Regions from separate parts of the Homo sapiens genome. Here region 2 is linked to region 1. A link is an interaction called in ENCODE POLR2A ChIA-PET data of the cell type or tissue named here. Cell type or tissue: MCF 10A. All regions are shown on one strand. Each heading gives the region's core, and the rest is flanking DNA. Links, peaks and the distances in the headings are about the cores only.

The links. ChIA-PET counts read pairs that join two places held together with the same protein. Peaks named below come from ENCODE experiments on the same cell type or tissue, not always from the same donor. Only the 100,000 strongest peaks of a DNase experiment are listed, where the experiment ranks them.
Region 2: POLR2A ChIA-PET joins it to region 1 with 5 read pairs; 2 of 35 experiments call an interaction of 5 or more read pairs at or near these places.

The regions. Positions count from the first base shown.
Region 1 is chr2:172,297,412-172,302,797 of GRCh38, forward strand. It overlaps LOC107985960 (a long non-coding RNA gene), which reads left to right. Exons shown (of 6, transcript XR_001739773.3): 3 at 786-932. Among named protein-coding and RNA genes, the nearest start is that of ITGA6, 130 kb to the right of the region's middle. In MCF 10A, for the core only: no CTCF peak of the experiment used is centred there; a DNase peak (open chromatin) is centred at 2,470.
Region 2 is chr2:172,126,548-172,131,933 of GRCh38, forward strand. No RefSeq gene overlaps it. Among named protein-coding and RNA genes, the nearest start is that of DLX2-DT, 26 kb to the left of the region's middle. RefSeq lists a silencer at 250-426 and an enhancer at 5,074-5,386. In MCF 10A, for the core only: a CTCF peak has its summit at 900 (motif pointing left); DNase peaks (open chromatin) are centred at 894 and 2,114.

The sequences.
Region 1 (5,386 bases), core at 232-5,231:
GTTTAAACCCAACTTTTATCAACTCTGCAAGGTGGGGAAACCGTCTCTAGGGCTGTCGTGATAATTGAGTGAATAAAGATTCACCCAGGTGGTGGCTGCCCTGTCGTAAGCACTGTGTAAGCATTTGCTGTTACTACATCTTCCTACAATACCTAAACGTCTGGCTCCCTCTTTCATTTTGTACATGAGGACATGGAGAAGGAGAGTTTCAAGGTCTGTCTGCTGCCTGGCCTGGCGGGGACCCTTCCTTGCCAGCACCCCCTGTTCTCCCAGGGCAGCTCTGTGCTGAGTCAGCACCCACCCAGCAGCTGTGTGGGAATTCTTTCCCTACCACTCCATTTCACACAAATGTCCTTGGGTCCCCAGGTAGGGCCAATGACAAGAACAGAATCTGAGGTTGATTCAGGTCCTGTTTGAACATTGACATCCCTCCTCCCCCTCTGCTTACCTGGAGCTATTTTCACCTTTTCACCCTGGGCGGGTGGTGTATGGTCTGGGATGTTGCTGGAAACCCAGCTGGTCTGTGACGTCTGAGAGACAAGGACGGCTACCTCAGCTGTCATTAACAGCAGAACACTTCTAATTGACTAGATTCAAAACTACTCCTTCCCCAGGGTTTTGATAATTCCTCCCACCAATTATAGCACTTTACTCAGATTAACTAATTAATCCTCACCATATACCCCAGAGACAAAATTAAAGATAATTCTTTCATAACTGTAAAGCACCTTTTATCTAAGGATTACTAACACTGATGCATTTGTCTCCCATGACAACATCACAAGTTTCAGAGATGACAAGGAAAATCTTCATTACCATTTCAAGAACTGGGAACAAAGAAAAATCCCGTTCCAGGACGCAAAGGAGGAGATGCGGGTAGCTGAACAGAAACTTTTGAAGATTACCATGGGAATACACCTGTGAACTTCCAGGTGGGGCTATGTCTGCATCGGGTCAGTTTTCTTTATGTTGTTTACAATTTCCAGGGATCATGTCCACGATAAAGAACAAGAGCTGGTTCACAGGCTACTGAAACATATGCCTGACTTCCTAAAGAACCTTCTGTTTTCTACTTGCCCACTCGTCTCCATCACGCTGTTGCCCTGTTGTCTCTATTTGCCAAAGTTCTGTTTGTGATCTAGATGAAATGAAGCTGATAGCCAAAAGCTACAGGAAGGAGAGAACCTGAAAAAGACATTATAAACTGAGAATCCTTAAAGAGGAGAGTGGGAGAGGCAGGGTGGAGAATGGGAGAGAGGAAGGGAAAGAAGTCAGTCTGTCAAAGTTCTGGAATCCTCATTTGGGGTAAACGAAGGGAAAAGAGGGGTCTGCGCTCTGTGGCCCAATATTAGGTTTGCTATGATTTCTTTGTAATTCCCTTGGCAGCAGATTAATTTTACTTGACTTGGCAGCATAGGCAACTGCTACTGAGCTGCAGCCAAGGCTGGGAACTATATCATTGTGCATTATACCATGGGTGCTTCATAAAGGGGGATCTCAAAAACACTCAGGGAGGCACAAATGGTCATTTTGGATACACTTCTTTCATTTGGCCAAGCAGTTGCATTTGTTCTAAGATTATTAGTGCAAACAACATGGCTGGGTGCTGGTAGTGATTTGCTGGTTTCTCTTCATGGCTGACAGCTATGACTGGAGCTCAGCACCCTGGACCTTCAGGATCTGGTGCTGGTGAGTTTGCTGCAGCCAACAAGCAGCTTGACAGGAGCTTTCTCCAGGCCTCTTGGGAATAGGAGTGTTAGAAGGAAAAGCTCTTGATCAACTTCAAATTAAAGAAAGAGAAGTGAACAAATAAGTAAAAATAAACTTTACACTTTCTAGGGATTTAAAATGGGATCGTAGGTCCATGATCTCATTTGAGCCTCATGACAAGCAGATGAGGCTGCACAGTGAATGAACGCCTCTTATTTTGCCAGCCCAGTATCCCTTTCTTTTGGATACTGACTTTTCCCCCATTGTGTTCTGGTGGGGCTGCCAGTCACAGGACAGTCCCACCTCTCGGATCCCTTCCCTCCCTGACCCGCAACGTTGGGCATATGGCTCCGGCTAGGCCACTGAATTCTTTTTGCTGGGGATTAGAATCTTAAGGAGAGATGCCCTGGGAGAGAAAGATGTTGGAGTTGTGTGTAGAGAATGTTCAGCTCTTCCTTCCATTCTGTGAGTTATTTTAGTTTCCTTCCAGTAAAATTGCCTGAGTTCATGTGGGCTCCTGTCTACCAAAGAAACCCAAATTATAAACACCCCTTAGTTTCCAATTGCCAGGTGTTAAGCCCAGGTCCTCTTATCCCAAGTCAGTGACTCTTCATGATACTAGGTAAATGCAAAGTCGCATGGGAAATTTAAGGAAGGAAAGAGAGAGAACTGAGAAGTTGAGCAATGCTAGCAGTGAAGCTTTTTTTTTTTTTTTAAAGAAGCCAAACATCTTTCCCAATGGCGTCATGTCAGGATTCATCCCTGGGAATGCAATTCATTTTTAATGGCAGTTGTGTGAGTTGGCATGTACCCAAGTTCGCCCACAGCCGACATGGTCAGGCCAAGCCTCTTTTTAGTTTTATTCTTGTTATGCTTTCGTAGGATGTGTGTTTGCTGGTAGGCTGATTCTTAAGTATATTTACCTACAAGTGTGTCTTTGTGTTTTCTCAACTCTGTTGATTTGGCAAACAATCAAAAGTAGCTGGTGCAGTTCAGATGGAGAGGGAGGGAGGTTGGTGGGTGTGGTTAGCAAAAATTTAGCAGCAGGTAAAATTTTGGCAGGCAGGAGAAATCTTTTCAGGTAGCATATATGCTAAAACATATGACTTTGCTTTTTACTGGTTCATATCAAATAAAATTCCAGATTCTGTGCTTATGAATATACATGAATTCTATGTTAAAGGCACAAGGCTCTCTCTCCCTTTTGAGGCTGTTCTGGTACTTTCTGCAGTGGCATGAAATTAAGTGTGGAAGATCTCTTTTGTGAGAGGGTTCTCTTCTAGGTAAAACTAAGAGGTACCAAACTGCTGAACTATTAGCCTATTTAGATCATTTCCAGCCGAGGACTTACATCCTAAAGGAAGTCAGAGGTAATCTTAAGGCTTTTGGAATTTCTCATACATGATGGTTGAATGATTGAGTGAATGAATAAATGGGATAAAGAGTGAGAGGAAGCCTAAAAGCCTAGAATGCTGGAACTAAAAGGGAACCTGGTGGTCACCCAATACAACCCTGCACTAGTTATTCATAGCTGCATAACAGGTCACTTCAAATTTCAGTAGCTCAAAACAACAATAATCATTTACTATTTCTCTCATGGTTTCTTTGGGTCAGGAGTTCAGAGCAACTTGGCTGGATAGTCCTGTGTCGGGGACTCTTATATGGTTGCAGTCATATGTCAGCTGGGCTGCGGTCATCTGAAGGCTTGACTGGGGCTGGGAGCTCTGATTCCCAGGTGGTTCACTCATATAGCTGACCAGTTGGCATGGGCTGTTGGTGGGAAGTTTCAGCTCCTCTCCATGTGGGCCTCTTCATAGGGCCTCTTCATAGAGCTGCGAGTGTCCTTCAGTGTGGCAGACAGCTTTCCCTTGGGCAAGTGATGCAAGAGAACAAGCCAGAAGCTGCAATGTCTTTTATGACCCAGTGTTGGATGTCACATACCATCACTTAAGCAGCCTTCTATTGTTCAGGCAGCCCTGGTATGATGCGGGAGGGAACTACACAGGGTGCGAACACCAAGCCAGGATCACCAGGACTATCTTGGAGGCTGACTACCACGATCCCTTCTCTTTCTTTTTCTTCCAGTTTTATTGAGGTATAATTAACAAACAAAATTGTGTCTATTTAAGGTGTACAATGTGATGACTTGATAAGTGTATATATTTTGAAATATATATTTTGAAATGATTACTACAGTCAAGTTAGTTAGCACATCTATCATTCACATAGTTATTATTTTTGCGTGCGTGGTGAGAACATTTAAGAGCAACTCTCTTAGCAAATTTCAAGTATACAATACAATATTATTAATTATAGTCACAATGCTGTACATGAGATCCCCAGAACATATTCATCTTATAACTGATAGTTTGTACCTTTTGACCAACATGTCCCCATTCCCCCTACCTTCTATGAGTTCTCCGTGAGTTTGACTCTTTTAGATTATAAATATAAATGAGATCATGCAATATTTGTCTTTCTCTGACTTATTTCACTTAGCATAATGCCTTCCATCTCATCCACGTTGTTACAAATGATAGGATTTCCTTCTTTTTTATGGCAGAATAATGTTTTCATGACATAAGTATATCATGGAACATAATATTTTAAGACAGATAAAAAGGATAAAGAGATAAAATAGACACATATATACTCACCACCCTGTTCAAGAAATAAAAGAGTATCAATTCTGTTGACACCCCCCCACAACACTCCATATACCTGCCCTGATTGCATCTCCCTCTTCCTCCATCCCTTTATCCTTAGGAAAATTCATGTTCTGAATTTTGTGTTTAGGCTGCTATGCATTCTTTTATACTTCCACTACAAGTTTATGTATCTCTAAATATATGTGGTGTTGTTTGGCATATTTTGAAACTTTCTGTATGGCATCATCCTGTATGATTCTTTTGCAACCTACTGTTTTTATTCAGAACTATATCTGTGATATCCATCTATGCTAATCTGTATAGCTCTAATGTGTTTTTTATTTATATTTTTATGTTTCAAAGACAAGGTCTCACTCTGTAGCCCAGGCTGGAGTGCAGCAGTGCAATCATAGCTCACTGAAGCCTCAAACTCCTAAGCTCAAGCAATCCTCCTTCGTCAGCCTCCCAAGTAGCTGGGACTACAAGCTAATTCATTTATTTTAATGACTATACAAGTGGTCCCCAACTTACAGTGGTTTGACTTAGGATATTTTAATTCAGGATGGTATGAAGGCAAAATATACATTCATTATGCTCCTCGACTTACGATGAAGTTACATCTAGTCAAACCCATCACAAATTGAGAATATCGTAAGTTGAAAATGCACTCTTATATTTTCAACCCAGTAATGGGTTTATCAAGATGTAATCCCATCATAAGTTGAGAAGCATCTGTATAGTATTTCATTGTATGAACAAATAATTTGTTTATCCATTCTCCAGCTGATGGACATTCAGGTTGCATATAATTGTTGTTGCAATTACACACAATAATTACTATAAGTGTTCTTTCTTGTAAGCTCTCCTTGTACCCTGGTACAAGAGTTTTTCTAGGGTATAGGTCTAAATGTGGAATGGATGGATCATATGATATGCACAGCTTCAGTTTTACTCAGTCGTGTCAGTTTGTTTTCCAAGATGGTTGCACTCATTTATACAACTACCAGTAGTGATGGAATTCCATTGCT
Region 2 (5,386 bases), core at 213-5,212, 170 kb before region 1:
ATGCCTGTAATCCCAACACTTTGGGAAGCCAAGGTGGGTGGATCACCTGAGCAGGAGTTCGAGACCAGCCTGGCCAACATGGTGAAAACCCATCTCTACTAAACATAGAAAAGTCAGCTGGGCATGATGGTGGGCACCTGTAATCCAGCTACTTGGGAGGTTAAGGCAGCAGAATCGTTTGAACCTGGGAGGCAGATGTTGCAGTGAGCCAAGATCACGCCACTGCACTCCATCCCGGGCGACAGAGCGAGACTCTGTTTCTAAAGAATAAATAAATAAATAAATGAACAATAAGAAAAACCCCAGAACTTGCTGGAAATCCACCCTCCAAAACTTGCCAGATACTTACTTTCTTTTCCTTTTTTTTTTTTTTTTTTCAGACGGACTCTCGCTCTGTCGCCCAGGCTGGAGTGCCGTGGCTCGATCTCGGCTCACTCCAAGCTCTGCCTCCCAGGTTCACGCCATTCTCCTGTCTCAGCTTCCTGAGTAGCTGGGACTACAGGCGCCCGCCACCACGGCCGGCTAATTTTTTGTATTTTTAGTAGAGACGGGGTTTCACCATGTTAGCCAGGATGGTCTAATCCGCCCGCCTCGGCCTCCCAAAGTGCTGGGGATTACAGGTGTGAGCCACCGCGCCCGGCCCATCCAGACACTTATTTTCTAGGGTACCAATGAAAGTCGTTAATGCGGAGTGAGTTTTGCTAGAGGTTTTTTCTGCTATGAAACTGCCTGAGAGGGTATGCAGAAGTTGCTGCCTTCTGTTTACTTCTGACTACTGTGAACTTCAGGAGCTGGGCACTATAGAAGCTGAAAGTGCCTCAGGTTATCTGCTGAGAGAGCACTACAAAACCAGGAAAGAAAATCCTTTCTTCCTGCAGTGTTTCTCTAGTGCCCTCTACTGACAAAACTTGGTATTTTGCTAGATGGCAAAGGGAAAATATCTAAAGAACCTAGCTCCATTTTTACAGGACCTGCAATGAAAGGTGAATTTGGGGCTGAGAGGCAATAAATTGGTAACTGGCACAAGTATGTCTCTTGTAGAAAGCATATAGTTGGGTCTTGTTTTTTTCATTTAGTTTGATAACCTCTGCCAAATTTTGTCCATTTAGATTTAATATAAATATCAATAGATTTGGACTTATGTCTATTTGTTTTCTGTTTGTTTCATTGGTTTGTTTTTGTTCCTCTGTTTTTCCTTTGCTGTTTTCTCTAGAGTCAGTTGGGTATTTTCTTAAAATTACATTTTTAAAATTTATTTACTTATTTTTGGAGACATTGTCTCACTCTATCACTCAGGCTGGAGTACCTTGGTGTGATAATAGCTCACTGCATCTTCAAACTCCTGGGCTCAAGGAATCCTCTTGTCTCAGCCTTCTGAGTAGCTAGGACTATAGGTGCATGCCACCATGCCTGGCTGGTTTTTTTTTTTTTTTTTTTTTTTTTTTTTTTTTTTGTAGAGATGGAGGTCTTGCTATGTTGCCCTAGCTGGTATGAACTCCTGGACCCAAGAAATCCTCTCACCTTGGCTTTTCAGTGTGTTAGAATTGCAGCTGTGAGCCACTGTGCCTGGTCCCATTTTATTTTTCGATATTGGCTTTTCTGTTATTCTTTGCACCTTTTTTTTTTTGGAGACGGACTCTCGCTCTGTCGCCCAGGCTGGAGTGCAGTGGCGCAATCTCGGCTTACTGCAAGCTCTGCCTCCTGGATTCACGCCATTCTTCTGCCTCAGCCTCCCGAGTAGCTGGGACTACAGGCACCCGCCACCACTCCTGGCTAATTTTTTTGTATTTTTAGTAGAGACGGGGTTTCACTGTGTTAGCCAGGATGGTCTCGATCTCCTGACCTTGTGATCCACCTGCCTCGGCCTCCCAAAGTGCTGGGATTACAGGCTTGAGCCACTGTGCCCGGCCCTATTCTTTGCATTTTTATTTTGAATAGTTGCTCTAGGGATTATAATATATGTCCTTAACTTTTTATAGTCTACCTGGAATTATGATACCAGTTCATATTACATATAAAAATTTTGCAACCATACAGTTTTATTTACCCCCAATCCTTTATGCCAGGGGTTGGCAAACTCTTACTGGTGAGTCAAATCTTGGCTGTATCTGCTTTTATTTTATTGCAACATAACTACACACATTCACTTATGTATTGTTTATGGCTACTTTCATGCCATGTGATGGTATAGTTGAATAGTTGTAACAGAGACCACATGGTTTACAGAGCCTAAAATATTTCCTGTCTTACTATTTACAGAAAAAGTTTGTTGACTCCTGCTTTATGCTATAGTTGTCACATGTATTATGTATGAGAATGCTGTAGCTACCACAATACTTCGTTACAATTTTGCCTTAAATAGTCATATGTATTTAAATAAAGAGAAAGAAAAGAAAAGATAATCTTTTATATTTGCCTACATATTTATTATTTCTGGTGGTCTTTTTTTTTTTTTTTTTTTTGAGATGGACTCTCATTCTGTCATCCAGGTTGAATGAAGTGTGGTGGTGTGATCATAGCTCACTGCAGCCTTGAACTCCTGGGCACAAGTGATCCTCCAAACTCAGCCTCCCAAGTGGTGGGTACCACAGGCATGCACCACCATGTCCAGCTAATTAAAAAAATTTTTTGTAGGATATGTTGTTGCTTTGTTGCCCAGTCTGGTCTTGAACTCCTAGGCTCAAGCGATCCTCCTGCCCTGGCTTCCCAAAGTGCTGGGATTACAGGTGTTAGCAACCATACCTGGCCATCTGGTAGTCTTTATTTCTCCCTGAAGAGCTGAGTTTCCATCTGGTTTCATTTTCTTCCAGCCTAAGCTTTTTCCTTTAGCATTTATTGTAGCATAGGTCTGCTGTGATGCATTCTTTTAGTTGTCATTTATCTGAAAATGGCTTTATTTTGCTTTCATTCTTAAAATATATTTTTACTCAATATAGAATTTTGGGTTGACAGTTTTTTTTAAAAAAAGATTTAAATATTACACCACTGTCTCTGGCTTCCATTGTTTTAGATGAGAAGTTGTCTATTAAAACTATCATTGTTCTCCTGTAGTAATGAGTCATTTTTCCTTGGTTGCTTTAAAGATTCTTCTCTTTATCTTTGGTTTTCAGCAGTGATATACCTAGATGTGGTTTTTATTTCTCCTGCTTGAATTTGCTGAGCTTCTTGAAACTGTAAATTTATGTTGTTCACTAGATTAGGGAAGTTTTTGGCCATCATTCCTGGACAGTTTTTTTTTTAGCTCTCTTTTCTCTTTTTGGTCATTCTGGGGTTCCAATTATATGTAGGGTAGATTGCTTGATATTGTCCTATAGGTCTCTGAGCCTTTTGTTTTCAATCTTTTTGTCTCCCTGTTTTTCAAACTAGGTAATTTCTAGTTTACTGACTCTTTCTTCTGCCATCTCAGTCTGCCCATTCAGTGGGGTTTTTATTTCGTATGTGTACTTTTTATTTATATTTTCTTTTCTTTTTTCTTTTTTTTGAGATGGAGTTTCACTCTTGTTGCTCAGGCTGGAGTGCAATGGCATGATCTCAGCTCACCACAGCCTCTGCCTCCTGAGTTCAAGCAGTTCTCCTGCCTCAGCCTCCTGAGTAGCTGGGATTATAGGCATGCACCACCATGCCCTGCTAATATTTGTATTTTTAGTAGAGATGGAGTTTCTCCATGTTGGTCAGGCTGATCTTGAACCCCTGACCTCAGGTGACCCACTTGCCTCAGCCTCCCAAAGTGCTGGGATTACAGGTATGAGCCACTGTGCCTGGCCCCCCTTTTTTTTTTTGACGGGATCTCACTCTGTCACCCATGCTGGAAGGCAATGGCGTGATCACAGCTGATTGCAGCCTCGATCTCTGGGGCTCAACTGATCCACCCACCTCAGCCTCCCTAGTAGCTGGAACTACCGGCATGTGCTACCATGCCCAGCTAATTTTTGTAGAGATGAGGTCTCACTATGTTGACCAAGCTGGCTTTGAACGCCTGGCCTCCAGCAATCCTCCTACCTTGGCCTCTCAAAGTGCTGGAATTATAGGCATGAGGCACCATGCTTGGCCTGTAATTTTAAGTTCTAGGATTTCCATGTGATTCCTTCCATTTCTTTGCTTAGCTTTTCTTCCTTTCTTTCTTTCTTTTCTTCTTCTTCTTTTCTTTTTTTTTTTTTTTTTAGAGAGGGTATCTTGCTCTGTCACCCAAGCTGGAATGCAGTGCTATATTCACAGCTCACCGTAGCCTCAGATTCCTCGGCTCAAGCAATTCTCCTGCCTCAGCCTTCCAAGTAGCTGAGACTACAGGCTTATGCCACCATGCCTGGCTAATTAAAATTTTTTTTGTAGATACAGGGTCTCACTATGTTGCCAGGCTGATCTTGAACTCCTGGCCTCAGGTGATCCTCCTTCTTTGGCCTCCTAAAGTGCTGGGATTACACGTGTCAGCCACCACTCCCAACCTTAAATTTTTAATCTGCTTATTACATGCATATTTTCCTTTATATCTTTTAATATTAGTTATAATAATTTCTTTAAAATCCTTGTCTGCTAATTCCAACATCTGGGTCATCTTACTGTTAGTCTTTCTTGATTGCAACTCACTACTGGGTTGTGAAATAAAATTAAAGGGTTGTGGTCAGCATTACAAGAGAAAATGGATGAAAAATAGAAGTGTGAAAAGTGAAGATGTTATTTTATGGAAAATTTATTTATGTATGTATATATAAACATGCATATTCTTTGTCACTGTGTAAAGTGTATTTCTTATTGTGGTTATGGTAAAAAAAATTTGAAAGCCACCAGTAGAAGACAAATGTGGAGTGGAATCTGTTTTAGAAGAAATACTTCAAATTCTTAGAGCTAGAGTTTTCCTAAGGGAAACAAATGTGTTTATGGTCTAGTGGACACTTTCATTTCAAAGGAGTAAAAGCACAGGATAGAAGCACTTGCTTGCCATTTGTCAATGCTTGGCTCTCTGCATAAGAACATCCAGGAATTTTATTAAAATATTTAAGGCTGGGCACGGTGGCACATGCCTGTAATCTCAACACTTTGGGAGGACAAGGCAGGCAGATGGCTTGAGCAGGGGCATTTATGACCAGCCTGGGTAATATGGCAAAAGCCTGTCTCTACAAAAAATACAGAAATTAGCTGGGTGTGGTGGCAGGCGCCTGTAGTCCCAGCTACTCGGGAGGCTGAGAGGTGGGAAGAACCCTTGAGTCCAGGAGGCTGAGGCTGCAGTGAGCTGAGATCACACTCCAGCCTACGTGACAGAGTGAGACTCTCTCAAACAAAACAAAACAAAACAAAACAAAACAAACATTCAAATAGTTCCTCCTGGACCAGGCTCAGAGGTCCCAAGAGCAGAGCAGGAGTAATCTGCATTTAAAAAGTTCCCCTAGGT